Regions from separate parts of the Homo sapiens genome. Here regions 2, 3, 4 and 5 are each linked to region 1. A link is a contact called in ENCODE Hi-C or POLR2A ChIA-PET data. All regions are on one chromosome and are shown on one strand. The core of a region is the stretch at or near the end of the contact, and the rest is flanking DNA. Distances in the headings are between cores, read along the strand shown.

What was found. Hi-C counts contacts between places; a loop is a spot of excess contacts on that map. ChIA-PET counts read pairs that join two places held with the same protein, here RNA polymerase II (POLR2A). Pooled maps may share reads with other maps.
Region 2: a loop to region 1 is called in a map of CD8-positive, alpha-beta T cell, with 31 times the contacts of the local background. The contact joins the promoter of SUGT1-DT here to the promoter of NUDT15 in region 1. A Hi-C loop is called at or near these places in 1 of 168 maps with a recorded cell type or tissue (CD8-positive, alpha-beta T cell) and 14 of 50 pooled maps. POLR2A ChIA-PET finds 5 or more read pairs at or near these places in 2 of 52 experiments (CD4-positive, alpha-beta T cell and naive thymus-derived CD4-positive, alpha-beta T cell).
Region 3: a map of B cell shows a loop between it and region 1 (20-fold over the local background). The contact joins the promoter of WDFY2 here to the promoter of NUDT15 in region 1. A Hi-C loop is called at or near these places in 2 of 168 maps with a recorded cell type or tissue (B cell and CD8-positive, alpha-beta T cell) and 8 of 50 pooled maps.
Region 4: a pooled map shows a loop between it and region 1 (20-fold over the local background). The contact joins the promoter of TSC22D1 here to the promoter of NUDT15 in region 1. A Hi-C loop is called at or near these places in 8 of 50 pooled maps.
Region 5: a loop to region 1 is called in a map of B cell, with 23 times the contacts of the local background. The contact joins the promoter of INTS6-AS1 here to the promoter of NUDT15 in region 1. A Hi-C loop is called at or near these places in 2 of 168 maps with a recorded cell type or tissue (B cell and naive thymus-derived CD4-positive, alpha-beta T cell) and 10 of 50 pooled maps.

What each region holds. Positions count from the first base shown.
Region 1 is chr13:48,036,293-48,039,061 of GRCh38, forward strand. NUDT15 (nudix hydrolase 15) reads left to right here and starts at 1,434. Exons shown (of 3, transcript NM_018283.4): 1 at 1,434-1,612. The coding sequence starts at 1,455. It overlaps LOC124903172 (a long non-coding RNA gene), which reads right to left and starts at 1,700. Exons shown (of 2, transcript XR_007063788.1): 1 at 1,314-1,700. RefSeq lists enhancers at 562-1,438, 1,439-2,314, 1,481-1,720, 1,771-1,930.
Region 2 is chr13:52,650,981-52,653,749 of GRCh38, forward strand. It overlaps SUGT1-DT (SUGT1 divergent transcript), which reads right to left and starts at 1,327. Exons shown (of 1, transcript NR_170300.1): 1 at 325-1,327. It overlaps SUGT1 (SGT1 assembly cochaperone of MIS12 kinetochore complex), which reads left to right and starts at 1,856. Exons shown (of 13, transcript NM_006704.5): 1 at 1,856-1,978; 2 at 2,066-2,123. The coding sequence starts at 1,941. RefSeq lists enhancers at 1,157-1,496, 1,606-2,107, 2,217-2,336 and a silencer at 1,587-1,856.
Region 3 is chr13:51,583,022-51,585,790 of GRCh38, forward strand. It overlaps WDFY2 (WD repeat and FYVE domain containing 2), which reads left to right and starts at 1,441. Exons shown (of 12, transcript NM_052950.4): 1 at 1,441-1,803. The coding sequence starts at 1,667. RefSeq lists enhancers at 693-1,213, 872-1,151 and a silencer at 1,292-1,661.
Region 4 is chr13:44,574,972-44,577,740 of GRCh38, forward strand. TSC22D1 (TSC22 domain family member 1) reads right to left here and starts at 1,359. Exons shown (of 3, transcript NM_183422.4): 1 at 1-1,359. The coding sequence starts at 1,103. TSC22D1-AS1 (TSC22D1 antisense RNA 1) reads left to right here and starts at 925. Exons shown (of 3, transcript NR_038381.1): 1 at 925-1,299; 2 at 2,071-2,206. RefSeq lists an enhancer at 832-1,071 and silencers at 1,392-2,101, 2,112-2,351, 2,622-2,769.
Region 5 is chr13:51,451,966-51,454,734 of GRCh38, forward strand. INTS6-AS1 (INTS6 antisense RNA 1) reads left to right here and starts at 1,380. Exons shown (of 2, transcript NR_103812.1): 1 at 1,380-1,453; 2 at 2,038-2,751. INTS6 (integrator complex subunit 6) reads right to left here and starts at 1,071. Exons shown (of 18, transcript NM_012141.3): 1 at 450-1,071; 2 at 13-90. The coding sequence starts at 560. RefSeq lists silencers at 97-216, 227-496, 737-996, 1,227-1,426, 1,517-1,836 and 1 more and an enhancer at 1,057-1,106.

The sequences.
Region 1 (2,769 bases), core at 184-2,683:
TCGACATAGGAATTTTGAGGGGACACAATTCAGCTCAAAACAGTCATTAAATATGATGTTAGCTGTAGGTCTTTGTAGATGCCATATATCATGTTAAAGTTTCATTTTATTTCTAGTTTGCTCAGAGATTTTGTGGAGTTTTTTTAATCACAACTGAGTATCGGATTTTATTAATTTTTTTCTGCATCTATTGAGATGATTATATGTATTTCCTTTCTCCCTCTGTTAATATGCTGAATTACATTGGCTTTTCAAATATTAAGCCAACCTAGTATTTCTGGGATTAATCTCATTGTTCAATATATTATCCTTTTTATATACTACCATTTTTTGAGAAGATATTGTAAGTACCTTTGTAATGAATGTGAATGTTGATAGTGAGGAGAGATGCTGTGAAAAGCTTAATACCCATTTAGTATAACATGGAGAGTAAGCATATTACTTAGAAATAAGTAGGCAAATATCAGAAATACAGTTCAAAGAGTTAAAAGTGATTGTTTCTGAAAGTAGGAGGGTCAGGTTGCTCTTGTTGCGGTTTTTGCACCATTTTACTTCTTAAAATTATAGCTATAGGTCAGGCGCAGTGGTTCACGCCTGTTATCCCAGCACTCTGGTAGGCCCAAGTGGAAGGACTGCTTGAGGACAGGAGTTGGAGATCAGCCTCGACAAAAGACCGACAGCCCACCTCCACAAAAAAAAAAAAAAGAAAGAAAATTAGCTAGCTTGGTGAAAATTAAAATAAAATAAAATTACCAGTATGTGCACATTACTTTGGTAGAAGTAAAAATAATGAGAAAGAGAGAAAACCCTCCCAGTAACTAGTCATTTGTTTTTATGATTCAGCTGGTTTGTATTTTGCATGGTGCATGGTGTGCAAACATCTGAAAATGTCTGTTTTCCACTGTTTGTAACTAACTCTTCCCAGCATGATTTATCAATTAGCCTTTATTTCCTCCCATGACTTATGAATATACCTTAAGCATAGTTGTTTATAATGGGATGTTTCTAAACGACCTATCCTTATCCTGGTACCACGCTGATTTGAGCTACAGGGCAAATGGGTGCACCATGGTGGGCGAGGTCATTCACGGAAAAAAGAATGTGCAGTGGTGCCGAGGTTGGTAAGAGCAGGCGGCTTGTACATGTAAATGCATGGTTTGCAGGAATCTGGGAGTGGATAGGCTGACGGGTGATGAATATTCAAAGCACAACTGTAAGCGACTTTAGTTACAGCGAAACTCTAAGGCACGCTGCCCTTCGGAAGGAAACACGGCATTCCCCAACCTGATAGCCCTCCGCGACGCATTACGCACCGCGGACAGCTGGAGAGGCCGAGGCGCTCTCGCTTTGATTTCGGCGCCTCCGCCCTCGCGGGGAGAGATTGGCTGCGGCCGCGGGACGGGGTAGTGAGCGCGTCACTTCCTGCCGCTGCCAGGCGCGTCCTCCCGCGCGCTATGACGGCCAGCGCACAGCCGCGCGGGCGGCGGCCAGGAGTCGGAGTCGGAGTCGTGGTGACCAGCTGCAAGCATCCGCGTTGCGTCCTCCTGGGGAAGAGGAAAGGCTCGGTTGGAGCTGGCAGTTTCCAACTCCCTGGAGGTCATCTGGAGTTCGGGTGAGCAGCCGCGGACGCGAGGAAACCGGGGCGTGCGCAGAGGGACGAACTCACGCCGTGCTTGCTTCCGTGTGCCGTGCGTGAGAACGTCCGCGCTGACGCTGCGTCCTTTCTTGCGCGTTCCCTCGGTTCCTCCCCTCGACTTCTGGGCGACGTAGGATCGCGCCCAGGAGGGGGCGCTGTGCTGGGTCAGGCGAGGTCTTTGCTAGCTGGGTCTTTCCGGCTGCGCCCCTGCTGGGTGGTGGTTGGGAGTTCGTCTGTGAGGTGTGTTTCTCACAGCTTACACACAAAAGGAGGAAAGCAGGTGTGTGTAAACCTCCAGCAGCCCGATATTGTCAGCTAAGACATTGCACCGTTTCCATGTGATTGATTGATTGATCGATTGATTGATTTGAGACTGTGTCTCGCTCTGTAGCCCAGGCCAGAGTGCAGTGGTGCTATCTCCAGTCACTGCAACCTCCGCCTCCTGGGTTCAAGCGATTTTTGTGTCTCAGCCTCCTGGTAGCTGGGATTACAGGCGCCCGCTACCACGCCGTGCTAATTTTTGTATTTTTAGTAGAGACGGGGTTTCGCCATGTTGGCCAGGCTGGTCTCGAACTCCTGACCTCAGGTGATCCACCCGTGAGGTCAATGACCATAGCCAACATTGAGCTCTAATGGGCTTTTTGTTAAAGGCTGGATAATATGCCAAGCTCTTTGCATGTATACTTTCATTTGATCTTTACATAACTGGCATACTCAGTGGGCTAAATTTGATGGGAGAACAAACAGGAAATGGTTTTATTTTCTCCTTCCACTGCCTTCAAACATGATTTTTTCTTTCCCTCTTCAGTGACGTTTCCTGCAAATTCTATAGTTTTCTTGTCACTTGGTTATAAAAATAAATCACATTTGGGTCAGTATGATTCACTTCCAAGCATTTAAAAGTCCAATCCAATTTAAACCTTCAGTGTCACTTCCAGTTTCTAATCCCTCCCCTGCAGTGCATAAAGGAGGTGTGAGCCATTGTTCTGCTTTTCTGTATCCTCCTCCTCTTCTCACCTGGCTGTCTCTGAGTTTCCTTCTTTCTCCAGTGTGTTGGAGGAGGAGAGAGAGCAAGCCATTCAGGTGACTGATGCTGCTCTGATCCATCCATTGGTGTCCTCTGGGCATGATAT
Region 2 (2,769 bases), core at 77-2,576, 4.6 Mb after region 1:
CTAAGTGAAAATGCTATATAGACTACGTGCTTTTTACAAATGGTAGCAGTTCTCCAGGTCAGCCCTCCACCACCGGACCACCCTTGTATGTAAATCCTGAATAAACCTTGTCTCCTTCACTGACTCTGCCTCTCTTCTTACAGTGCCATCCCAACTGGAGTCAGTGGGGTCCAGAAGGACAATTGGCCATTTAGATAACATTTGAAAACTAACCAAGGTAATTCACAGTAACATTAAAAAATACAAATGAACATTTCAATAAAGGCAGAAAAAGCAGTTGATATTCAATGCTTTCCTCCTGATGTTATGACCAAGACAAGGAAGTCCATTATCACTGTTTTTATTCAATAGTGGAAACACTAGCCAGCAACAAAAGGCAAAAATAAATAAAAATAAAAGGTATAAAGGTTACAGAGAAGTTAAACCATCTTTATTCGTGGATTGCAAGATTTTGATCACAGAAATTCCGAAAGAATCTACAGAGTATTACAAATAACAAGGGAACTTAGCAAGATGCTTGCATATAAGGTCAGTATGTTAAAATCAATATTGTTTATTCTTACGAGTAGAATATAAAAAAGTCAAAATGCCATTTAACATTGTATACAAAACACTAAATACTCAAGAATAAATCTAATGAAAGATATATATGATCTCTATACTGCAATCTATCCAAGCACAGCTGCATTAAAATATAGATATATGTGCAATCTACAAAATATTGCCAGGAGAAATTAAAGACCGCTTAAATAAATGGTGGGGGAAGAATGATATTCATGGATTGAAGGACTTGTTGTTAAGATACTAGTTTTCCCAAACAGATCTATAGATTCAATGCGAGCCCAATAAAAAATCCCCCCCCTTTTTAACAAGCTAATTCCAAAATTCACCTAGAAATACAAAGGCCGTAGAATAAGCCAAAACAATCTTGGGAGAATAAGTTACAGGACTTAAAGATTTATTATAAAACTACATTAAATTAACATAGTTTGGTACTGGTATAAAGTTAGACAAAGACTACTCCCTCCCGCTCCTCAATCTGCCCCCATCCCTAGAACGTGCTGGCAGCTTTCTCCATCCGATCTGCAAGGGTTAAAGGGCGCTGAGGAAGGGCTGACCGACTGGGGTGGGAAACAAAGCGGCACTGAGATAACTTCAGGCCACCTTCCTCCCCTCAGTACCTTCGGATGAAAGGTTTCCCTTCTTGGTCTGGGAAGCCCACTAAGAAGAAAGCCTGGGCTGTGGCGTTCTGGGGAAGTGAATAGTACGGCCGCCGGGCGCGTCGCCCCAGGAACCAGAAGGCTTTTTGCCGCTATTAGTGCAGAATGACTTCCGGCAAGTCCCAGTCGTTTAGAATCCCCAGCCCAAAGATCGCGGGGATCCACGCGTCATCCGGGCCTCTGCTCCCGGAAGAGACCACGCAGCCGCTAAAGACGTAATGGAGGCGAAAGGGCTTGGCTAGCTGTGGCAGCCATGATAAAAACTAGGGAAAATGGGAGCTCGAAGTAGCTTCCGTTATTAACAGACATACAAACGCCCCTAACCGCCACACGTTCCTTAGGGATGACAGTACGTTACAAAAGTGCTTCTAAAGTACTACTGAAAGCTCCGTGGGAGTGCCCGCTGGCGTGGGCGCGGTGGAAGGGAGGAAGAACGTGTACGCCCCAGGCCTCCGTAACCATGGCTGCGAGGGGCGGGGACTGGGAGCGCGGGTCCTGGGCCGGGGTGCGGCTGGGAGGAATCGGTCCTCCACTGTCCCAGCCGGCCCCGCGCCGGCGTGTCGCCTCCCGTCCCCCTAGCAGCACGCTGCGTGGCTGCTCGCTGGCTATTTAGGACGGAAGCTCGGTTGGTGTTTCTCCAGAAGTTTCCCCCTTGGGCGGTGGTGGAGGTGGTAACCGTGATAGTAGCAGCTCCGGCGGCAGCAACAGCGACTACGAGGGATGGCGGCGGCTGCAGCAGGAACTGCAACATCCCAGAGGTGCATGTTTTTCTTTCCCTTTGGTATTTATTTTATCCCCCTTTCCTTGGCTAGTGAGCCCTGCTGAAGTCGTTGTTTTCCTGACAGGTTTTTCCAGAGCTTCTCGGATGCCCTAATCGACGAGGACCCCCAGGCGGCGTTAGAGGTGAGAGAGCCCATTTCTGCTTCCTCCACTCTTCTTAGGGGAGCTGGGCCACTTCGGGTCCCCGCTGACCCGCCTTCTCCCCGCACCGCCGGACAGGGACCCAGGCTCTTGTTGATGCTGCGTCTCAGCTCCGGTATTGAGATTCTCCGTCTCTTTTCTCTGTTACACGGTAGCCGCGTTACCCCAGACTCCTGTCTTGCCCTTTCCACTCCCTACAGCTCCTGAGAAAAACCTCCTCTATTTCTTGGGAGCATGGTTGGCATTTGTAGTTTGGCTGAAAGGATTTTTTTTTTAATGACATTTATGATTAGAGAAGTGGACTCTGGGCTCGATGAAGTTAATTTTTTCGTTTGACAATAATTCTTGCCATTCTTACGTAAAAGTGTCGGTATGAAGTCAGTCTACTGGAGCAAAACCCTTTTCCCTCACGTCCCTGAAACTTTCCAGATGTCTTATCACAATTCATTATTCACTCATTTGTATATTCATCAAAATTTTTTTTTGGAGTGGCTGTGTGCAAAGGCGCTGATTGCTGTGGGTTAAAGTCTTGGTTATATACTCAGCTAACCTAGAAATCACTTTTTGTAGGTGTGCAATGAAGGCAAACCATAAAGCTGTAAAGGAATGTAAAAGATCAAGAGTTAAA
Region 3 (2,769 bases), core at 191-2,690, 3.5 Mb after region 1:
ACGGTGCCTGGCTCTTAGTTGGTTATCTCCTGGGTGTAGGAAGGAAGGAAGGAAAACAAAGGGGAAAGGGGATATAGAATGTGGATTTTTCCCACAAGAGACTTTGCAGGGCAATTTTAAGGCATGGCAAGGAAATATAATTTGGGGTAAAACATTTTGATTTTCTTCCTTGTTACGCCAGAGTCAGACTGGAAAGTAAGTCATGACCTACATGGTCAAAACCCATCTGATGAGAATTTATGGTTTTTGTAGGCCATGACTCCCCAGACCCCTTAGATAGGAATTTGGGCAAGATAAAAAAGCAGAGCTTAGTCTTCACGATCAACCCCACATGCCAGGCCTTCTGGTAGGCACCTAACATTCAGTCAGTAACTACAGTAACTCTGTCCGTTGTGTCTGGAGCAAGCTAAAAAGGCTGGATTGCTGGGGAAATGGAAAGAAGCCAGCACTAGGGGCCTGGGTTCAAGTCTGGAGGGAAGGAGGGGTTGTTTAGCCCTAACTTTGCACTAAAGTAACCTTGGCTGTGTAATTTAGCCATCTAAGAAAACGAGGGGATAGACACCCCATATGTTCTCTGAGCTCCCTTGAAGATGTCTGTATGAAAGATTCTCTCCTTTTCATGTCCCTTCCGTGCCACTATTCCGAGCATCAGTCTGACCCTAGGAGTGGTGACGTCCTACTCAGCTGGGGGCTGCCCCTCAGTTCCCATAGAGGCAAGTCTGGGTCCTGACTTGGCCAATGGCCCTGGAGGCCGCTGAGCTCCTCAGGCCCATAGCGCAGAAAGTGGGCGATAGGTCATTCCAGGACAAGGGGGCGGAGGCTCCAAGAAACTACGACTCCCAGGAGGCCACTGGGTTCCCTCCGGCAGCCTGGGCCTGGTGCATGTTGGGAGCAGTAAGCGGCCTCCCGCCGCGCTTCATTGTTAAGACCGCTAGGCCAGGTAGCCCGCGCGCATGCCAAGTCACGTCCCAACGAGTTGGGCGGCTTTCCTTCCTGCAGGCCTCTTCTCTTTCCGGTCTTGCTGAGGCGCTCCTTTCCCCGCCCCACCTCCGCCCTCTTTTCAGGGAATTTCGAAGGGGCGTGGCGTCTGGCAAGCGCGTCCCCAGGGGTGTGTATACGCGCGTTCACGGGAGGTTAAAGAGGGAGGAGCCTAACCCTTGGGTGTGTAAGGCAGAGAGAAGACCGCGAGGAACGGAAAGCGCATGCGTCCTAGTGGTGCTGCAGCGCCCGGGGAGTCGCGGAGGGGAGGGGTGAAAATGGGCTTGCGGGACTGACGCACGCGCATTGGGATACCAGATCCCCGCCTCCTGCTCCAGGTTTCCCCTCCTCCTTCACCACCCTCCCGGAAGTGGAGCCGCCCTCGCGCCCACCAGCGGCTACCCCCTGCGGCAGGCCCCGCCCACACAGGCTCCGCCCCCCGGCGCTCCGCCCCCTCCTCTTGTAGTGGCGCCGGCTTGCATCCCAGGTCGTGGCGGTTTTGGTGCCTGAAGCAGGGAGCGCGGAGTCGTTCCCGAGAGAGGCGGCCAGGCTATGCTCGCCGGTTTCCGGCGTTCCGCTCCGGCCAGCCAGAGTCTCTGTCTCAACCTGTGTCCGTGCTCCAGCAGTCTCCTCAGCCCGGCCCCGCGGCGCGGTTGGCGGCGGCGCCCCAGGCGCGCCCCCTCCTCCGATGGCGGCGGAGATCCAGCCCAAGCCTCTGACCCGCAAGCCGATCCTGCTGCAGCGGATGGAGGGGTCCCAGGAGGTGGTGAATATGGCCGTGATCGTGCCCAAAGAGGAGGGCGTCATCAGCGTCTCCGAGGACAGGTATGGACTACTGCCATTCGGCCGCGAGGAGGGGCGGGACGGGCCGACGGCCCTCGAGCCCGCGTCAGGGGCTGTGCCTTCACGTCGGCGCGAGTGTAGACTTGCTCCCCCAAGTTTTATTGTAATGCGCATCCTGGTGGTGCCGGTGTTCAGCTGCGCGCCGCCTCCGCTGTGTGGCTCCGGGAAGCGGAGCCGGGACGGCGGCGAGCGCTCCGGCTTCACCCCGGGCTGGGTAGTGCCTGCGGGAGCCGGGTGGCCCTCGGGCTAACGGTGCGCTGGAGGGACTTTGGTCCATCCCTGAGGACAGGAGGGAAAGAGGGGAGGAGCCGCCCGGCTTTGCAGGTGTGTGCTTGGGGAACGATGCCCTGAGCCGCCTCTGCAAGATAACCAAGGGGTTTGGGGTACTCTCGTACAGCTCCCAGGGTTTCAAACGGAGAAAGCAAATGCCACTCCTTCTTCCCAGACATTCCTACTGAATCCAGATAACCCAGACATCTTAGGCTGAATTCAGTGAATATTCTAAGTTGTACCAAGAGTAAGTTTAGGCTTCTGCGTGGTGCCTTCTTTCCTTTCCCCTCCTTATCTCTTGGAGCTCGAGGAGAAGCGCGTAGAACTTGTAACGGATCACTGCTGCAAATAGCTCTTGAGTTCCTTCCCTTTGCCTGTTTCCTTTATTTTTGCTTAATTTTGCTTAATATGCAGAAGTGGAACTAGTTGTTCTGCCTTCAAATACTCTCTCTGTTTTGCGTTTTCGCTTTAACTGAATTTCCTTGAATATGCAGGAATAAAGCTGATGAAGCTAATTTCTAGAGTAATGTTGCTTGAAGATAGTATTATGATAATTTATCTGAAATTGTTTCTTTGGTAAAATCTATATAAGCATTCTTACAAAAGAACACTGTAGAGGTACATAACACGGGGATTTTACAGTAAGTAGGTTTTCTTAATATAAGTTCAAATCATGCA
Region 4 (2,769 bases), core at 109-2,608, 3.5 Mb before region 1:
CCCATGCCACTCAAGATATTCACATTAACACCACTGGTAACTCCAGGCCCAACACTCACACCAGCAGCACTAGGAATATTGCTTGTACTTATATTAACATTACCAAGCATGCTGCTTGTCACATTAGGATTAAAACTACCCACAGCAGTAATGTTAACATTATTTACTGTACTAGTGCCAGTAACAGAATTTATACCTATTCCACCTGTAGTACTTGGAGCACGCATATTAGTCATTACAGATGCAGGTGAACCACTGGATGATACAGCAGAAGTTGGTGCAACTGGTGTGATACTGTCAGAGCTTCCAGTTGTAGAGAGTTTTCTAGATACTGGGCTTGAGGGTGGCCCACCAGTAATGGATGCACTGGCCACAGCAACATGAGATGGATGGTGGTGACCATGTTGGAGGTGGTGCCCATGATGAATCTGATGGTGGTGATGGAGGTGGTGTGGATGAGCATTCCCATTGATCACAACATTCTGTTGTGGAAGGTGAGGCAAATGAGGCTGAGGAAGGTGGGGCTGGTTGGGAGAGACTGCCCCAGGTGTCTCGGCTTCCTGGAAGTTATTTAGGGTCTCTTCTGAGGAGCTGCGTTCGGGCTCCCCTAAGTCAGTAGCCCTGGAAAGTGACACATCAAGGATCTCCGAAGAAGAGAGATCTTCCGTGTGAGATTCATCCAGATCATCATAGCTCTCAGTGTCCTCTGCTATACTGTTGTTAGAGCTGATACTAGCGGAGATCTGAGCAGGAGTAACGCTAGTTATCTGGAAGCCACTTTTCTTTTTCATTTGAGTTCCGCCTGGCGCAAGAGGCTGTGCCTGCAGCTGAGCCTGCGAAAGGAGGTTCAGGCTTTGTGGAGGCGGAGGCTGTGGTCCCGACGTAGAAGATGCTGCAGGGGGCGGCGGCTGAAGCAGCGACGGAGGCGGAAAATCCTCGGAAGATGTGGCATTACTACCGACGCCGGTACCTGCTGCATTGAGAGCAGAGGCGCTGCCACTACCGCTGCCCCTTCGAGGGAACATTGCCGGGTGCGCCATCTTCCTAGCGCTAATGTCTGCAGCGGCGGCGGCCGCGGCGGTGGACTCAGGCGGCTGGTGCATTGTGTTGGGTACCGGGGGCGCGGAGGAGACGAGTGCAATTTCCTTCTGCACCGTAATCTTTGTATTGGAGACGCCGGAGAGGAAAACGGGACCTGACGCTCCGCCTGGCGCGATTCCTCCTTCTCCTCCTCCTCAGCCAAAGGCGCCGGTCGCTCCTGCCTTCGAGAGCGAGCTTCGGAAAGGAGGATGAACGAGGGTGAACAGGGCGGCCGGGGACCCGAAGGGGGGATCCCTTCAGTCCTTCGCCATTCACTTTCCCCTCTAGCCTCACACCCCCCTTTATATTCTGCTTCACGTGGGGTGCGGGGCAGGAGGGAGGGGGAGAGCGCAGGAAGGGGAGGAAAAGCGAGAAATGCCCACCTTCTCCGGCCAACTCCGAAGCCGCCTCAGCCCCCTCCTCCCGCCGCGTCGGCGGCCGCTGCAAAGCCCTCCCGGCCGCTCTGCACGGAGGCAGCGCCAAGCAAATGTCGCCTTCCCCTCGCCACCCCCGGGGCCGCCGCCGCCGCCAGCGAGCCCCGAGCTCAGTGTCGCTCAAACCTCCCCTCCCGGCCCCGCTCGGCCCTCCCCCCGCGCCCCGCAGACCCTTTCAAACCCCCTGGGCTCGCGGCGGCTGCTCGGTGAGGAAACGCTGGCCGCGGCTGGGGCCGGGGCGACGCGGCTGCGAGCGGGGCGGCGGCGAGGCGCCCGGTACGGTGAGCCCAGCAACGAGGCGCGGGCGGGCGCGCAGAGACGCCGGGTCCTCGCGGAGCACGGCCGGGGCGCGGCGGCGGCGGTGGCAGCGGGAGCCCAGGGACCGCTCCATCACTGGCAGCCATGGAGCCCGAGCATTTTCCTCCCTCAGGGCAGGCGCCTCGACTCGGCACACGTCCTCGGGGAGGAAGGGGCCGGCACCCGAGCCTCTCCGGAGGGCGGCGGGACGTGCGCTAGGGCGGAGGGTGCGACCCTCTCTTATCCTCTTCCTCCGCAGCCGGCTCTTCCTCACCCCGCTGCTCCCGCGACCGGGCGGGAGAGGGCCGCAGGCGGCGGCGGCTCCTTTCTCCGCGGCGTTGGTGGCCAGACGGGCTGGTGCAGCGACTGCAGCCGACGCCGTTCAAAGGAACGAGGTGGGGTTGGTCGGTGTCGGCAAACGGGGCGGGGGAGTGAGTGGGTGCCGAGGGAGGGTGTCGGGCGGGGAGGGGGCTGTGGTGGTTGTTACTAGTGCTCTTCTTCGGCTCCCCCGGCTCCACCGTATCCCCCAGTCTCTCGCGGCATCGGGAGGGGAGGGACCAGCGCGGAGCGCAGGAGGAGGAGGGGCGACCGCCGGCGAGAGGAGGCGGTGGTGGCTGGGGGGAGGGGGCAGGCGGAGGAGGAGGAGGGAAGATGGCGTCTGCGCATGCGCCTCGGCGCCGCAGACATAAAGCCGGGTCTGGCGGGGCAGGAGGCGGCGGGTCTTCGGGCCTAGGCGAGCGCCAGGTCTCCCGACGGAAATTACCGAAGGCTGGCAGAGGCGCCGAAGCCGGGAGTGGTGGAGCCGGAGGGGATAGTGGGGGTGGGGAATTCCGGCCGAAGGAGCGAATCCGGGTCGGACTGCGTGATTCGGCCCGGTGGGGGCGGGCAGGGTGCGCGCCTGCCGCGCGCCCAGGTTAGGTGTGTCCGCTCTTTTCACACTCGCGGCCGGCGCGCGCGG
Region 5 (2,769 bases), core at 130-2,629, 3.4 Mb after region 1:
GAGGGCTGTTACCTTGATAGCATAGGGCGGCTCTTCGAAAGTGACCAGCATATACCTGTCTCCTCTGCTGGCAGGGTCCCGGGCACGGAGCTGCGGGACGGGAGGAGGAACAGGGCGGGCGACAGGGAAGCACAGAGGCGAGGTTACGAGGCGGAGAAGGGGCGCCCAGCGGCCCCGCCGCCCCCACAGTACCGCACACGCAGCGGCCACCCCTCCACGCCGTCCCCCACACACAGATCGCTCCCCACACACCGCCCGGGGCCGGAGCCCGGGCCCCGGCCGAACCCGGCTCGCAGCGCCCGCCCGCCCGCGCGGTGGGGGAGGGGGTCCCCGAGCCCGGCAGCTCCCGCAGTCAGGTCCCCGACACCCCCGCCCCGGCCGCCCTCCCCCACCCTGCCGCCCGCGGGCCGCCGGGCCGGGGTCGCCGCCCGGGCTCGGTCAGTCGGTACCTTCATGAAGGTCTCTACCGCGCCTTTGGCCGTGTCCAGGTAGGTGGTGCCCAGATGGCTGCGCTGGTTCATAGAGGCAGACGTGTCTATCAGGAACAGTAAGATGGGCATAGTGCTGGCCGGGGACACCGGGGCCCGAGGTGGTGGAGAAAGAGGAGATGGTAGAGGTGGAGGCGCCGGTGGCGGCGACCGCCGCTACGCGGGGCGGGGGAGCACGGCCCCCGGGAGGAAAACACTGTCTGGGTCTTTCCTCCGGCTGCGGGGAGTTTCTCCCCCGATAGTTGAGAGGAAACTCCCCAGACCCAGTGCTCCCCGTCGTACCCCCGCCTCCGCCTCCTCCTGCCTGCCTGCCCGCTGGGGCGGGCGCCCAGCCGTCTGTCTGTCGGTTCGTCCCCCCCGCCTCGGGGGTCCCGTCCCCGCTCCCGGCCCCTGTGTGTGTCCCAGCGGGAGACGGGCCTGGCTCCCCACCCCACCCCCGGTACAGGAGTGGGGACCTGGGAGCTGGCGAAGAGGGGAGTGGGCTGAGGGAAGATTGGCCCTGGGGCTGTTGGGAGAAGTTTCAGGGACTCCCTCCGCACCCCGGCGGTGTCACCACTTTCTCAGCCCCTCTCGCTACTGAAGCGCTTTTCTCTCTCACACTCCGGTTTTAACTCGGGCAGGGGCTGCGGAGGCTCCGCCCCTGACACGTCCCCGAGCCACGTGATACACCGCCTCGCCGTTCTACTGGTCAGGCCCTATCCTTTCATTAGCATATTTAAACAGCTCAGGGGCGGGGGAAGCTTGTAGGCCGGCTCCGGGGACAGTTATTGAGCACGCGCAGAGGCGGGGCGTCGGGTGCGCGCGAGCGGGCGGGCGGGCCGACCCGGAGGCGGGCTTCGGGAAGGGGCGGGGCCGGACTGCGGAAGGACCGCGAGGTGGGGGCGGGGGCCGCGTCCGCGCGCGCGGGGCGGCCGCGGCGGTGAGCCTGCGCGTCAGGGCCGCCGGCCTCTCCTTGGCTGTTGGAGGTGATAGGGGTCGAGGGGAGGGAAAAAGGGGCTGGCGTCAGCCGCCCCTGTGAGGTGGCCGTAGCGTGGACGAGTAAGAAGGGTTGAGTAAAGTGGACAAACACCTGGTTAGGAGAAGAGGGCAGGCCCGCAGCCGCCCTCCGGAGGAGGACTCGGGGCCTCGCGGGCGCCGGAGGAGGTTCCTGGGCCTCGGAGGGCCGCCCCGGCGCGCCGCCCCGGCGCGAGCGGGCGCGGGCGGGGGAGGGGAAGTGAGAGGTTGTTTATGACCGGGGACTAATCTCCTCCGCGAGTCCCAGCGCTCCCTCTGGGGAGTGCGGTTGAGGGGCTGTCCTCGCACGGAGCCTCGCTCGGCCTCGGGGGAGCCACGAGAGGTGGGAGTTGGACCCGCAGCGGGCCAGGAGCCCTGTCATTGGAGGACCCGCCAAAAAGGAAGCAAACCCTCTTTTTCTTTATCCAACCCCAAATAGCTAGGGCCTAGGGGGAAGACTCACATATCGATAAATGGTTTGTTGCCCGTTTTATTCTCTGGGAAATACAACTGATCTTACCAAAGAAATAACCTGTCTCTTGCCGTGTTTACTTAGAGCCATAGAATACCTGTTTCAGAGCTGAAGGGGACCTGAGCCCATGATAATCCATTACCTCGTGAGAAAGCGGAAAAACTGACTTCAGCTTGCCCAGATGGCGCAGAGAATGGGTTTCCCGTAACCCCGCCTGTGTCTTTCCTTCAGCCTCGTCCCAAATGCCGTGGGAGGGAAGGCACTCTCTGTCAAGCTGCTGTCACCTTACCTGAAGTAAGGAGTCCACGCCTGCATGTCCGAGGAAAACAGTTTTCTCAAACACATTAGTTGAAAAACTGAAGACGCTGCCTAAAATACAAGCTGAGTTAGAGACAGCCCTTGTAAGACTAGGTAGGTATTTACAGGGCCTCTCCCACTAGCTTTGTTTTTCCAGAGTTTGTTCTTTATCCGGAAATTCTTAATTTGCCTACTGATCATTTAAAGAAAGGGTTCTATTAACATTGACACAGAAGAGACACTTTGTGGCACTTTTTAAAAATCTGAGTCTCGTGACTTGGTATAACTTCTGAAACTTACTGTTAATTTATAGCAGAGCTATTTGAGTAATATGCTCTTCTATGAGTATGAACAATAGAAGAAGTGTGATTTTTAAAGTGATTTGGACTACAAAATAAGAGCATGGAATATAGGCTTTACAGCCAGTACTTGCTGAGGATGTACTGTGTATTAGGTGTGGTGCATATAAAAAATAAATAAAATGTGGTCCCTGTCTTCAAAGAGCTTATGTTTTCTAGG